Regions from separate parts of the Homo sapiens genome. Here all the other regions are linked to region 1. The links are chromatin contacts, found by Hi-C or POLR2A ChIA-PET in ENCODE. All regions are on one chromosome and are shown on one strand. The core of a region is the stretch at or near the end of the contact, and the rest is flanking DNA. Distances in the headings are between cores, read along the strand shown. Region 1 overlaps RREB1 (ras responsive element binding protein 1). Region 2 overlaps LOC105374904 (a long non-coding RNA gene). Region 3 has its middle 34 kb from the start of RREB1.

Region 1 (4,905 bases), core at 1,504-4,003:
CAGTTGGTTTCACTAGGGCTCAGTGGGAGGCGTAGAGATGGGCAAAGGGTGGCCTCTCCACTTCAGATACACCCTGTACCCCTGTAACCAAGGTAAGGACAAGGGGCTAAGATTAATGCCCAACCCTCTTCCACACTGACTCCTGAGGCAGGGGTGCCTCGTAACTACAGGGCACCCCATCTCCACCCTAGTCTGAGGAATAGAAGCCACAGGACGCAAATACAACCCTAAAAAAACACAGCTGGGGGGATCTCTTCGCAGCCACAAGATAGTGTCAGGTTTTCAAGACTTGCAAAACTGGACCCAGCACCATGATGCTGTCCCTGTTACTAATCAGTGCCAACTGGCGGGATATCTAAGTGGCCTGCAGCAGGCTGGCTTTCGTTTTGTTTGCTCTTGGGGGTGAGGATGGAGAACCCCAGCAGTCCGAGCGGATGGAGTGTACTGATAGAGGACATGAGTAAATTCAGAAACTATAAGGGAAACAAGGTGGCACAAGACGTATCGGGCAGCCGTTAATTGCTCTGTGGGTGCTGGAGGGAGGAAGCACACATCAGCACAGGAGAATAATACCCGGATTCAGGTCAAGCAGAGATGTGATTAAAGAAAGGACATGCACAGTGCTTTTTCAAACAAGGACAGTCTTACACCGGGAAGAGAGTTATTGAAAAGAAGAACACCGCACCCCTCGTTCCTACAATACCCTGATATCCCAGGGAGCCCAGGCCTGCTCCCGAGGAGGCTGCAGCGGCTAAGGCTCCCCAAACCTTTAGGTTTCACATCCCCTTTAGATGAGTTCATACCCAGGGCTAAAGTTGTAAGCCTTCCCATACATCCCACCTCCCAACATCGGGAACAAAGGCCTCTTCTGCCAAGAGGGTGACAGATCTTCCCTAGCAGCCCCGAGAGTCACCGAGGGGCACTGTCACTGTTTTCTGCTGTCTGTCTAGGCGATCTGACCCAGGAGTTATACTCCCTCCCAATCATCAGCAGGGCCTGCCTTTCTATTAACAGGCTGTGGGCTCTGAATCCTACAGAGAAGTGAACAAGCAGCCCCTCCACAGCTCGGACTGGAGTTTGCTACAATTCTTAACCGAACTCCTCTCTCTCCCTCTTCCTGGGTTCTTGTTCACCTGGCGGCACTACCTGTGCTATCATGGGATCCAACATCACTCTCTTTTGACTGGGGGATAAGCCCGTTTCTTCTCAGGGAACAGGTGGTAACTCCGTGTTTGCGCAACTGGTGGCGTTCACAGTTAGATTTGGTAGAAAAGAAGGCATCGCATTTTTGACAAGGGAAGGGTTTCTGACCTGAAGCAGGAAAAAAAATATATATTTATCTGGCTTTCTACTGCAATGAAATAGAAAAGTCGCTTTTGTTTATTCTCCTGGGATCATTGGCAGTTGTTCCCCCCTCCTCCATCCCTTCAAGAAAATTAACAAAACACATTAGAAAAAAAAAAACCATCAATGACTAAAATGATCATTCTCCCTTTTCCTAAGTTGAATGGAATATGAATTTTTGTCCTCAAAATACTAAAATAAATGAAACTGAAAAATATACATTTAAAGTAAAACAACGGTATTACAATTAAAATATTAACGACAACAAAAAAAAGCGAATGAAGAGATTTTAGAGCACAGCAAGAAAACACCTATATTCTATCACAAAGAGAAAGACGCCCTCTAACGAGTTCTAGTGTGGCAAGGACACCGTAATATGGACACTAGGAAATCCAATGGGGAACCCCTGGGTATCTTTGGGGGCCCATGAAGAGAAGAAGTCAGGGACAGCCCCCAGCCAGGGTGGCCAGTCCCCCTTCCTGGCCTTGGTGGCTGTGTCCCTCCCACAGGGGAACGGGAGCAGTGAGTTCTGACTTCCCAGGACAACTCCTGTCTGACTTGCCGAGACATCCTGCAGTGACCTCTGTTCAAGTTCACTGTGGTCCTAGGTGGCAACAGTCAGGAGATCTTCTCATTAAAGGTTCTTTGTTCCCCCTGCTCCAAGCTTGGTTGCAAATGAGTGACCAATACGTAACTATGTCTGCATTTGATCATGTGCTCCACTCAACAGATGTGCATGTGAAGAGGACATTTTGGCAGCCCTGCCTCGCCCCTAGACCCATCCCAAACGCACAGATGGGTGAGCCACTGAGAGAGGCACAGTCCCCTCCTGCTTTGGTCTGCCTACCCTCTCCTTTTACTTGGATTCCTTTTGTGCTGTAAACATCATGTTTCAAAATGCAATAGAAGCTCCTCTACAACTTGTCCTGGGTTTGTGCGGATGCATGTGAGGGAGAAAGAAAGCACAAGGGAAAAAGGAGGTGGAGAGGAAAAGAGAGGAGGAGGGAGGGGATCAGGGGCCTTCAGGAGGCGGAAGTTGGTGGTGCATCACTTGTGTATCACTGAATTCCTCCCTTTCCCCCAAGTTGCTGGAGTCCAAGGTCCCAGTTGCTAATGTTACAGGGTAAAAGGTTTTGTGTGTTAACCAACATGACTTCAGAGCTGGGGCCCAGTACTTTTGTCTCATAACCCTAGGATTGCCACAATTAAACACAGCTCCCTGGAAACACAGATCACAGGGGCCTCTGGCGTTAGATTAATGTCGATAGAAGCCTGAACTAGTGCAGGTGCCCAAGGCCACGCACTCCCCTGTGAATGCACAGCAAGGGCCTGGCACCTGGGGACCAGCCAGAGGGGCCACGTGTTTTCCCAGGGGAAGGAGGGACTAGCCTTAACCGGCACTGGCTGTGTCACACGACTCCAGGGGGCGCCATTCATACAGAGCCTGAAGGTGTGGACCTGGCACCGCCCCCATGACAGCATGGCCACAATTTCACATCAGGAGTAATAATCAGAGACAGGGGACATTGATTCCCTCCTGAGCTAAAAGACCCTTTAAGATGATGCTTACAAATCTCCTCAGGCGCTTTTAAGAATAAAGATGCAACAATCAAAGACAACAGAATTAGAAACCCGGAAAGGGCAGAATCAGACACCCAGAAATCCGGCCTGTGTGCTTCTGAGTAGCTCCACAAGGCAACCTGAACAAAAGTGGAGAACCCCACTGACTGTTTTCAGGGTCTCCTCATATCATTCTGCAGGTGTTTTCTGCAAAATTTATTTTTAAAACATCCACATTAAAAAAAAAAAGTGTGACTAGTTGTACAGTATGTCAGTGTTCATGGTGCGTCTTCCAAATTACTTCTTGTGGTCATGTGCGGTGGCTCACGCCTGTAATCCCAACACTGTGGGAGGCCAAGGTGAGCAGATCACTTGAGGCCAGGAGTTCAAGACCAGCCTGGCCAATACGGTGAAACCCCATCTCTACTAAAAATACAAAAATTAGCTAGGCATGGTGGTGCACACCTTAATCCCAGCTACTGGGGAGGCTGAGGTGGGAGGATTGCTTGAGCCTGGGAGGCGGAGGTGGCAGTGAGCAGAGATTGTGCCACTGCACTCTAGCCTGGGCGACAGACAGACTCTGTCTCAAAAATAAAATAAAATGAAAAAAATTACTTATTGTTTTTCATTTAAAATTGAACACAGTATTTAATAATTTCAAGTAAAAATAAAGTACTTTTAACATTTTATTGTCAAAAGGTAACACTGCTGCTTCTCTGAGTCTGGCCAGATTGAGAAAAGAACTGGGCCAAGAGGAAAACAAGTAAGAAGCTACTATGATAGGATTCTTGATTTCAAAGAAAACAATCGGCTTCTCGCTCCCCCCTGTCACATGGTTTACTCTGTAATTTTCACACTGGTAAGTGCGTCACCTTTACAGTTGGTTAGGACTGCCAGGCTGACGTCCCCATGAGAAGGTCCCTATTAATGCTAAATTCAGAAAACAATCCATGATGTGAAAGTATTGCATCAAACTACAAAGGCTCCCAAAGTGACATAACAACTCACATGAGTCATTAGAAGCTCACATTTCACTGCGTAAGTCTGACATTTTTACATAGTGGTGGGCTCTCTGGATTGCAGGGATGCAGGAAAACGGGCCCGTTTAGTATTTTATAATAACGCAGGTTTCAAAAACACTTGTTGGCCAGCCATCTATATAGAAAGTAGCAAATGATTCTATTTATTTGGTAGCTGCCACGAATAACTGCTTTAGAAGGGGATTTGTAAAAGCACCTGTAACCACAGTGAGTTACCTGCGCACTCAGGACCTACAGCATTCTGCAAGCCCCAACGCGAGCGCTTAAACCATCAGCCAGCTGGGCAGAGTGGCTCATGCCTATAATCCCAGCACTTTGGGAGGCCAACGGAGGTGGATCGCTTGAGCCCAGGAGTTTAAGACCAACTTGGGCAACACAGTGAGACCTTGTCTCTATAACAAATAATAATAAAAAAAAAAGGCCGGCACGGAGGCTCACACCTGTAATCCTAGCACTTTGGGAGGTCGAGGCTGGTGGATTACCTGAGATCGGGAGTTCAAGACCAGCCTGGCCAATGTGGTGAAACCCTGTCTCTACTAAAAATACAAAAAATTAGTTGGGTGCAGTGGCGCGCACCTGTAATCCCAGCTACTCTGGAGGCTGAGGCAGGAGAATCGCTTGAACCCGGGAGGCAGAGGTTGTGGTGAGCCAAGATCACGCCACTGCACTCCAGCCTGAGCTACAGAGCAAGAATTTGTCTCAAAAAATAAAAAAATTAGCCAGGCATGGTGATGTGCACTTGTAGTCCCAGCTACTTGGGAAGCTGAGGCAGGAGGATCACTTGAACTCAGCCAGGAGTTCAAGGCTGCAGTGAGCTGTGATCATGCCACTGTACTCTAGCCAGGGTGCACACAGGCACTCTAGCTTGGGTGACAGGGTGAGAGCTTGTCTCAAAAAAAAAAAAAAAAAAAAAAAAACCTCCAAAAACAAACAAAAAAAATTAGCCAGTGTTTACTCTCCC
Region 2 (4,905 bases), core at 968-3,467, 240 kb after region 1:
ATAGCTGGGATTACAGGCATGTGCCACCACGCCCACCTAATTTTTGTATTTTTAGTAGAGATGGGGTTTCTCCATGTTGGTCAGGCTGGTCTCAAACTCCCGACCTCAGGTGATCTGCCCGCCTCGGCCTCCCAAAGTGTTGGGATTACAAGCGTGAGCCACCGCGCCTGGCCAGAATGTGCTCTTTTCCTTCAGCCTAAGTATTCCGCACATTTGGGAGCCCTGTCCAAAGGGCTGCCACGGCACCACGGTGGCTGCTTCTGTGGAGCAGCTGCTGAGGCATCCTACTTCTCCTTTGGGTCTTTTGAGGTCCACCCTTTGTTTGTGTCTTTGGTCAGTGCTGACCATGCAGAAGCCACGTCAGAGAGAGCCTGGCTACCCCGAGGGGTGGTGCTGGCTTGTGACCACCACACTCTTAAGGGTTATCCTCAGCTTTCTAGGACCTGAAGCATAATGTTGTCCACTCACCCAGAACTCTTCCAGCTGCGCAGCTTTTGCTAACAAAACTTTTCAGGGAAGGATCATCAGCCTGCATGTCAAGAGCTGCGTATCTTCCCAGGGACTGGGGAACCCATGTTCCCAGCACCAGTGCTGCTTAGTGAGGGGGGAGTCAGAATAGAGGGAGCTGAACCCCAGGACCACAGCTGCCCCTCGAAACCATGAAGTCCTCAGGAGGCTTGCTGAATTGAAGCTGCCATACCCCATGCAGACGGCCTCCATCTGTTGCCAAAGCTCTTTCAGACAGGTTCAAATACAGTTAATTCAGCTACACCTTTCCCTAGATTAACTGTAGAGTTAACTATATGAAATTGCCATATTTGTGGGTCAAAAACAGTCCAATATTACAACTTCATGTAGTTCCACCTAGTAGTTTTCTTTTAAAACTTTCTTTTTTTTATTTTTTTTTGAGATGGGTTATACTCTGTCACCCAGGCTAGGATGCCATGGCGAGATCAGGGCTCAATGTAGCCTCGACCTCCTAGGCTTAAGTGATCCTTCCACCTGAGCCTCACAAGGTGCTGGGATTACAAGCATGAGCCACTATGCTCAGCCGCTTTTAAAATTTTCTTTTTCTTTTTTTTTGAAACAGAGTCTCACTCTGTTGCCCAGGCTGGAGTGCAGTGGCACGATCTTGGCTCACTGCAACCTCTGTGTCCCAGGTTCAAGTGATTCTCATGTATCAGGCTCCCTAGCAGCTGGGATTACAGGCACACACCACCATGCCTGGCTAATTTCTGTATTTTTAGTAGACATGGGGTTTTGCCGTGTTGGCCAGGCTGATCTCGATCTCCTGACATCAACTGATCTGCCCACCTCAGCCTCCCAAAGTGCTGGGATTACACGCGTGAGCCACCATGCTCGGCTCTTTTTCAATTTTCAATTTTCAATTTTAAACTTCTAAAAAGCAAAAGGTTGCAAAAACAGTGTTAAGAGGTCCCATGCACTCATCACTCAGCTTCTGCAATGGTGACATCTTATGTAGTATTATATGCTGATCAAAACCAGGAAATTGGTATTGGCATCATACAGCTAATTAGTTTACAGATCTTGCAATGAACTGGTTTACAGGCTTTGCTTAGATTTTTACCAGCCTAATGGCTTTTGGGGGCTACCTCCTAGTGACTTCCACACTGACACTAAACAATCTTTTACAGTCTATTTATTTTACAGATAACAGATCACTTATTTTGTTTTTAAGTTTTTGCAAATATTATGTTCTCAAGATAAAAATTCAAATGATATAATTTTGTATAAAATAGAACACGAGAGCTTCCCTCCTCTCTTTTCTCTCTCTCTGTAGAAGTAGCTACCATTGGAAAGCTGATGTAAATCTATCTTTGCTTTTTCCTATGGATACACACACACAAATACATATGCAATTTCTTTTACAAAAACAATCATATTTTATAAACGTTCTCTTAATATGTTATGAACAAATTAATTGCAATAGTACCACGATTTTTGTTTATTACCATTTTCTTTTATTTGTTTCACTGAGTGAAAGATCAAGTTCTGAGAGTGATTTACTCTGCCCTGGCAAGTGAGTCTTGAGTGCTCTCCTTTAATCCGGCCTCCACGCTGCAGATGACAGTGTCTTCCTGGCAGGATATTCTGTCTCTTTGTCATTTCAGATTCCCAAATTGATTGCATCATTCTCCACCAGAGCCCGAATTTCTGCTATGACCTCTGCAGCTTCTGGGCTGCTCTGCTCCACTCCACTCACTCACTCTCTCCATCGCGGTCAGCCAGGTTTGCTGACCCATCTATGAGCTTCTTTGAAACTCAGCACATTTATGATTTAGGATTTCTCATCTGTCAGACCTGCATCTCTCCCAAGATTGTTTAACTTGGGACACGGTTATTAAATCTCTGTGGACTTCTGTTTTCTCATCCGTAAAAGGATCACCTACAGGGCTACAGGCTCTAGAGCAGGGGGAGGCACAGTTTTTCTGTAAAGGTCCAGGGAAGCAGGCCAGGTGCAGTGGCTCACACCTGTAATCCCAGTACTTTAGGAGGCCGAGGCAAGAGGATCACTTGAGACCAGGGGTTTGGGGCCAGCCTGGGTAATATAGTGAGATCCCATTTCTACTTAAAGAAAAAAAATTAAAAGGTCCAGGGAAGCAAACACTTTAGACTTTGCCAGCCATATGGTTTTTGTTGCAGCCAATCAGCTCTGTCATCGTGGTGCAAGAGTAGCCACACACGATAGGTAAATAAATAGACAGGGCCGCATTCCAACAAAACTTTACATGTGGACACTGAAATCTGAATTTCATATTGTTTTAACGCACCACAAATTCTTCTTCTTTTTCTCAACTGTTTAAAAATGTAAAGAATGTTTTTGACTCACAGGTGGTACAAAAACAAAGGTGGTGGGCAGGACTTAGCCCATGGGCTGTAATTTGCCAACCCCCTGGTCTAGGAGGAAGCACCTAGGCTTTGGGGTCAGATAAACTAGGATTTCAGTAGCTTTTGTTATCTATCTTTTGTCACCTGCTAACTGTGTGACCTTGAGCAGGTTATATAAGCCTCTTAAACTTCAGATCTGGAAGGGTTGCTATAAGCATTAGAGATAACCTATGTAAAGTCTGTGACACGCAGAGGGCACTCAGTAAGTGCGAGTTCCTTTTCCACGTGCTTGAGGATATTTCCAAGACTAGAATTCAGTAACCCAGAGCACAAAGTCCATTTCCATTGTAAAGCGTTTTGGGGTGAAGATGACTGAGAGGTGTGTTACACTGGTTTAAACATACTCTGCAGATTCTTTGGCTTAATTGCAAGTGTACACATGTGTGCATAGAGATTTTATGTTTACGCACAGATCCCATGCCCCTCCATGGCGACAGGGAGCAAGTGACCTCTCACAAGGGGTCCTGAATTTTAGATTGTACAGGAGATGCCTCCAATTTAGTAATTTCTTACTCTTTTATAACTTTATAGCAATTTGTGGCATGCTTCTTAAATCAAGAAGTTTCAACAAAATAAAAAAAATCAATATGCATTATATATTCTATAAAAGAGACACTTCAGTAACTCAAAAAGTCTATGTTCTTCAAGTGCCCCGCCACAAAGGGTTATAGCCCTTGGATGAAGCATCTTTCTAGTCCTCTTCTGAACTTACCCACTTTCCTGTTCAGACAGGCCCCATGCTGGGACATTTCAACCCACTGTAGAATTTAAAGTGACTTACATGTTGTCGTAGTCCATTTTGTGCGGCTATAACAGAATGCCTGAGACTCAGTAATTTATAAAGAAGAGACATTTATTTCTCAGTTCTGGAGGCTGGGAAGTCCAAGATCAAGGCTCCAGCATCTGGCAAGGGCTGCTCTCTGCTGCCAAGATGGCACTTGCTGTGTCCTCTGGAGGAGAGGGACCTGTGTCCTCACATAGCAGAAGAGCAGGAAGGAATGAACCCACTACTGAAAGCCCATTTTGAAAGGGAACTAATTCATTCATGAGGGCAGAGCCCTTGTGACCTGAAGATCTCTTCAGAGGCTCCACCTCCCAACACTGCTGCATTGGGGATTAAGTTTCCCACGTATGAATTTTGGGAAACACATTCATAACATAGCACATATATTATTTCATTCGACACCTAGAACTGGTTTTATTAGTATCTTTTTGTGTGATGGAACAGGCTCAGAGAGGTTAAAATGATTACCAACAGCACACAGCTGTAGGAGGAACTAGAATGCAGACCCTGGATTCCTGGTCTAGTCCTCTGGCCAATGTGTGGCCTTCTTCCAACACCACTTCTAAATATTATATTTGGTCCATTTCACCTCTTTATTATCTAGTTTTTGAAGATATGGTCTGTATCTTTTTTGTATTACATGAGAGATTCTAGACAGTTTTACCTAATGCAGTTTTCAACAAATACAGACACTCCTCTACTTACGATGAGGTTATGTCTGGATAAGCTCATCCTAAGTTGAAAATATTGTACCTTTTGTTTTGTTGTTTTCTGAGACAGGGTCTGGCTCTGTTGCCCAGGCTGGAGTGCAGTGGCATGATCTTGGCTCACTGCAGCCTCCACCTCCCAGGCTCAAGTGATACTCCCACCTCAGCCTCCTGAATAGCTGGCACTATAGGCATGCACCACCATACCTGGCTAAGTTTTATCTTTTTTTGTAGAGACAGGGTTTCACTATGTTGTCCAAACTGGTCTTAAACTCCTAAGCTCAAGTGACCTGCCTCAGCCTCCCGAAGTGCTGGGGTTACAGGCGTGAGCCAGTGTGGCCGGCGAAAATATTGAACCTTTGACTTATGGTATTTTCAATTTAGGATGGGGATATCAGACATATCCCCATATGCTGAGATGTGTAGAGAATACCTACTGCTTTTGCACCATTGTAAAGGAAAAAAAATCGTAAGTGGAACTGTTGCAAGTCAGGAACTGGCTGT
Region 3 (4,905 bases), core at 1,062-3,561, 170 kb after region 1:
GTGAGACTCCATCTCAAAAAAAAAATTATATTGAATACCCATCTGCATAGGGAACAATACAAAACATTGAACATCCTCTAGTGAAAATGAAGAAGCCTGAGTAGGGACAGAAGGCCCCTCACCTCTGCACAGCAGTAAGTGTGGATGGACAAAGCCATGATGCTCCTTCAAAAACAGTTCTTGGCTTCCTCCAGCCTACAGACATCTGCCAATCTGGTTATAGGCCATGGACATGGCCTTGATACTAATATTTCTGAAGGATTCCCTAGGGGCCAGGTGAGGACACCAGAACCAGAGGACAAAATAGAGAGGCCAAGCCAACGATGACTGACATCATAAGCCATGATCTCTTTAAAGCCCAGAGTGATCCTAGTGATGGGGCCATCTGGGTCACTATCAGAGGGATGGCAGTTCTCTTCTAGAAAACAAAATCCTATTTGACGAAAGCAGAAAATCCAGCGGATGAAAGCCAGGGTCCAGAGAGAGATACGCATTGCCTTCATATCACAACCATGAGGCCGAAGCCATATGACCACAGGCAAGTCTCTTCACATCTCTAAGCCTCAGTTTCCTGTTCAATAGATTATTCATAGAATTTAACCCAGTGGGGTTCTTGTGAGAAATTAATGAAAAAAATACACCTAAAACATTTAGCACACAGCCAAGATAACAGATAACAAGATAACAGCTCTCTGGACAGTAATTCTGTCAGCACCGCTCCCCCCAGCCCTAATCCAAGTCCTCTCATTTATGCACAGGCATCTGCTAAGAAGTTTCTAGTTTGTCTGTATAACTTCCTGTACATCCCTCCCTTTTGTGGAATACCTGTCCCAAGCCACGGGGACTCTAAATGCTCAGTAAGAACTTGCTAAAAGAATGAATAATTTATAAGGGACCTAATATAGCACCAAGGCATGATTATGATCCAAGCAGACTCTTTGGGCCCATTTGTGCCAGAGACTCCGTTATTTTGTAATTAACAAATATCGTGAATTTGCTTTGAAGATTGTCAAAGAACATGACAATTCTGCCTCAGGTGTTTGACTCAGGGCAAAGCATTTAAACTCTATGTGCCTCAGTTTCCTTTTCTATAAAGTGGGACTAACAATAGTAGCCTACACATAGGTTTAAATGTGAAGTGCCTGCCTGACACATGGCACTTAATAAGTGTTAGCTATCTTATTTCATTTATTTTATTTATTTATTTATTTATTTATTTATTTATTTTATTCATATAGACATGCGGTTTCACTATGTTGCCCAGGCAGGTCTCAAACTCCTGGGCTCAAGCAAACCTCCTGCCTCAGCCTCCCAAGCAGCTGGGACTAAAGGTGTGCGCCACAGCATCTGGCATTAGATATCTTATTTTAAACCTGGTAAAAAATGTTCCATTAGGCCAGGCGCAGTGGCTTATGCCTGTAATCCCAGCACTTTGGGAGGCTGAGGCAGGTGGATGACCTGAGGTCAGGAGTTCGAGGCCAGGCTGGCCAACATGGTGAAACCCTGTGTCCACTAAAAATATAAAAATTAAGCCTGGCACGGTGGCTCTCACCTGTAATCCTGGCACTTTGGAGGCTGAGGTGGGCAGATCACGAGGTCAAGAGATCGAGACCATCCTGGCCAACATGGTGAAACCTCGTCTCTACTAAAAATACAAATATTAGCTGGGCATGGTGGTGTGCGCCTGTAGTCCCAGCTACTCGGGAGGCTGAAGCAGGAGAATCGCTTGAGCCCAGGAGGCGGATGTTGCAGTGAGCCAAGATCACACCACTGCACTCCAGCCTGGGCAACAGAGTGAGACTTGGTCTCAAAAAAAAAAAAAAATTTAGTGATAATGTAGTGATGGATAAAAATCTGAGCCCATAATACCTTCATCATTGTTAGTAAGTCCTGTTTGACTGTCAGCACCACCAGGGAGTCAGGAGACTCAACTCTCTACCTCCTCCTCTTCCCACTGTCTTATTCCCTTAGTCTAGATCAGGCCCTGGAATCTGCATTTTAAATATCTTCCTTGAGTGAGTTGGACACAGGTCGTCACCAAACTGACACACATATGAACAAAAAAAAAAAAAAAAAAAGAAAAGAAAAGAAAAAATACAGACAAATATAGCCCTGGAACTTAATGAGGGAACTGGGCCAAATCTTGGGTGATTCCCCTCTCCCTCGAAGAGAGGGATTTATGGTTTAGGTAAAAACCATTAAGAACACATTGGTTTTTTTCATTGGTTTCACTTTGAGTTTCTGCCTCCTGCAACCCAAAACACAATCATACAGAGCTTCGCAGCGTGGGTCTGGGCCCTGCGTGAGCAGGGCCACGTGACCGAGACTGCCTGTGCTGAAGAGCTGAAAGCAGAGGAACACACAGGCAAGGGGAACCTACAGATATTTCCCCCTTTACTTTCTTTTCTTTTTTTAAAAAAACTATAATCCCATAGAGACATATGTGACAAGTCTGACAAATGGACAAAGGAATGACGCTTGTTCTCATTTAGAAAAAGCTTGCTGATGCTGGATGTGTGTCAATGCACAAAGCTGTGGCTCGAATAGCCAAGGACATAGCATGTTTTTTTGTTTTTGGTTTTTTTGTTGTTTTTTTAATAGATGAGAGCTTCCTATGTTGCTCAGTCTAGTCTCAAACACCTGACCTCGCCTTCTTATGTGCCAGGACAACAGGCCTGAGTCACCGTGCCTCCTGACATAGCATCTTTCGTACAGGATTTAGGGAAGCATGAGAGCACTGGAAATAAAACCTAAATGGTGGGTGAGCTATAGGTAAACACTGAAATATCATGATCTTATTAAAAAGAAAATAGTGAACCCAAAGAACCTGATATACAAGAGAAAATGAACCAGGCTGCCAAAATCCTCTGTTTCAACAACAGAAGTCAATGGGATACAGTGGTTTAAAATCATGTAAAGTGAGTAAAATGTTCAACCCTGTGAGAACAGAGCAGTAATCGTGATGGGCCATCAGCCAGATAAAAGTGTCCATATTTCTGGTCCCAGGCAGTATCTCTCTCTCTCTCTTTTTGTTTTGTTTTGTTTTGTTTTTTTTTGAGACGGAGTTTGGCTCTTGTCGCCCAGGCTGGATTGCAATGGCACAATCTCGGCTCACTTTAACCTCCACCTCCTGCCTTCAAGCAATTCTCGTGCCTCAGCCTCCTTAGTAGCTGGGATTACAGGTGTCCACCACCACGCCCGGCTCGTTTTTGTATTTTTAGTAGAGATGGGGGTTTCACCACATTGGCCAGGCTGGTCTCGAACTCCTGACCTCAAGTGTTCTGCCCACCTCGGCCTCCCAAAGTCCTGGGATTACAAGCATGAGCCACTGTGCCCAGCCTCCAAGCAGTACCTCATGCAACACAAGTATTTAAGTATTTATCAAAGATGGTCATAATCAGCTCTTAAAACATACTAACTAAACACAACACTGTACACAGAAACACTTAAAAATACCACTTATAAGAGCATCAAAAGTTTTAAGGTATTTTAATATATTTTAAAAGTTATATATATTCCTATATATTATATGATATGTAGGAATATTTACTATACACTAATACATATGTAATATAATATATTCTACGTATGTAGGGAGATGTAGGAATACACACAGTTGCAGCATTTCAGTCAACAATGGACTGCATATATGACAGGGGTCCCATGAGGGATAGTATATACACATTCCTTATAACACCATATTTTCACTGTACCTTTTCTATGTTTACATATGTTTAGAGACACAAATAATTTCTGTTGTGTTACAGTTGCCTACAGTATTCTGTACAATAACATGCTGTACAGGTTTGTAGCCTTGGAGCCATAAGCTACATACCATATAGCCTAGGTGTGTAGTGGGCTATACCATCTAGGTTTGTGTAAGTACACTCTGATGTTCACACAATGACAAAATCACCTAATGATGCATTCCTCAGGATGCCTCCCCTTCGTTAAGTGACACATGACTGGATTGTATATTCTACAGGTCAAGTTTTATAAAGAAAACCACAACGTTCTTGGGGCATTGAAGAAGATATACATAATTGGTGTTCATGCACTTATATAATTTTACTATGTGCCTGAGACTATTCTGAGCACTTTGCACATATTATATGCAAGACATGTAATCACCTAATCCTCTCAATTACCCTATACAGTAGGTACTATTATGACCCTATAAGGTAGGTACTACTACGATCCCTATTACACAAGTGAGATAACTGAGACACTCTAAGGTCAAATTCTCCAGGGTCACATGGCCAGTGAGGAGCGGAGCTAGGATCTGCACCCAGGAGGTCTGCCTCCATCCTTTTAGCGATTCTGCACACTGCCTTTCAATGTGGTACACTCTATTGTAAACGTGCTGGTTCTCCCCACATTGGTCTACAGGTTCAGTGCAGTCCTAATAACTCCAAAAGATTCTGTAACAGAATTGGAACTGTTTCTAAAATTTACATAGAAGCACAAGAGGCCAAGAACACCAAGACATCATTGAAGAAGAACAAGGTGGAAGCACATGCCCTCCCAGATGGCATGACTCCTTAAAGGCTGTCATAACTAAGACAATGTAGAGCTGGATCTAAGGTTGACAAAGAGACGGACAGCACATAGAGAGCACAGAAACAGACGGAGCACACATGCATGACACAGGTGGCATTCCAGAGTGTGTGGGAAAGATGGAAGCTGCAATAAACAGTGCCTGGACAAACACATATCTATTTAAATGAAAACTGAAATGGACCTCTACCTTCCAACATTCATAAAAATCAGTTTCAGATGAGTGAAATACCATATAAGAAAATGTGAAAGGGGAAAAAAACTATAAAGAATAGAGGAGAATATCTTCAAAAAACTATGAAGAATACAGGAGAATAACTTCATAAATAGGGAAGAATTTCTTAAAAT

Evidence for each region. Hi-C counts contacts between places; a loop is a spot of excess contacts on that map. ChIA-PET counts read pairs that join two places held with the same protein, here RNA polymerase II (POLR2A). Pooled maps may share reads with other maps.
Region 2: a pooled map shows a loop between it and region 1 (2.2-fold over the local background). The contact joins two enhancer-like sites. A Hi-C loop is called at or near these places in 1 of 168 maps with a recorded cell type or tissue (Right ventricle myocardium inferior), 1 of 37 single-sample maps with no recorded cell type and 3 of 50 pooled maps. POLR2A ChIA-PET finds 5 or more read pairs at or near these places in 2 of 52 experiments (MCF 10A and activated naive CD4-positive, alpha-beta T cell).
Region 3: a loop to region 1 is called in a map of B cell, with 2.2 times the contacts of the local background. The contact joins two enhancer-like sites. A Hi-C loop is called at or near these places in 7 of 168 maps with a recorded cell type or tissue (B cell, CD4-positive, alpha-beta memory T cell, GM12878 and 4 more), 36 of 37 single-sample maps with no recorded cell type and 19 of 50 pooled maps. POLR2A ChIA-PET finds 5 or more read pairs at or near these places in 8 of 52 experiments (GM12878, HepG2, Panc1 and 5 more).

The regions. Positions count from the first base shown.
Region 1 is chr6:7,236,844-7,241,748 of GRCh38, reverse strand. It overlaps RREB1 (ras responsive element binding protein 1), which reads right to left. Exons shown (of 13, transcript NM_001003699.4): 11 at 1,147-1,311. Among named protein-coding and RNA genes, the nearest start is that of SSR1, 74 kb to the left of the region's middle. Within about 2 kb of position 2,753, at least 17 of the 41 ENCODE cell types and tissues checked have a DNase peak (open chromatin) inside an H3K27ac peak, as active enhancers do.
Region 2 is chr6:6,995,588-7,000,492 of GRCh38, reverse strand. LOC105374904 (a long non-coding RNA gene) reads right to left here. Exons shown (of 3, transcript XR_926432.1): 3 at 4,668-4,905. Among named protein-coding and RNA genes, the nearest start is that of RREB1, 110 kb to the left of the region's middle. Within about 2 kb of position 2,217, at least 2 of the 41 ENCODE cell types and tissues checked have a DNase peak (open chromatin) inside an H3K27ac peak, as active enhancers do.
Region 3 is chr6:7,071,342-7,076,246 of GRCh38, reverse strand. No RefSeq gene overlaps it. Among named protein-coding and RNA genes, the nearest start is that of RREB1, 34 kb to the left of the region's middle. RefSeq lists an enhancer at 2,348-2,587. Within about 2 kb of position 2,311, at least 5 of the 41 ENCODE cell types and tissues checked have a DNase peak (open chromatin) inside an H3K27ac peak, as active enhancers do.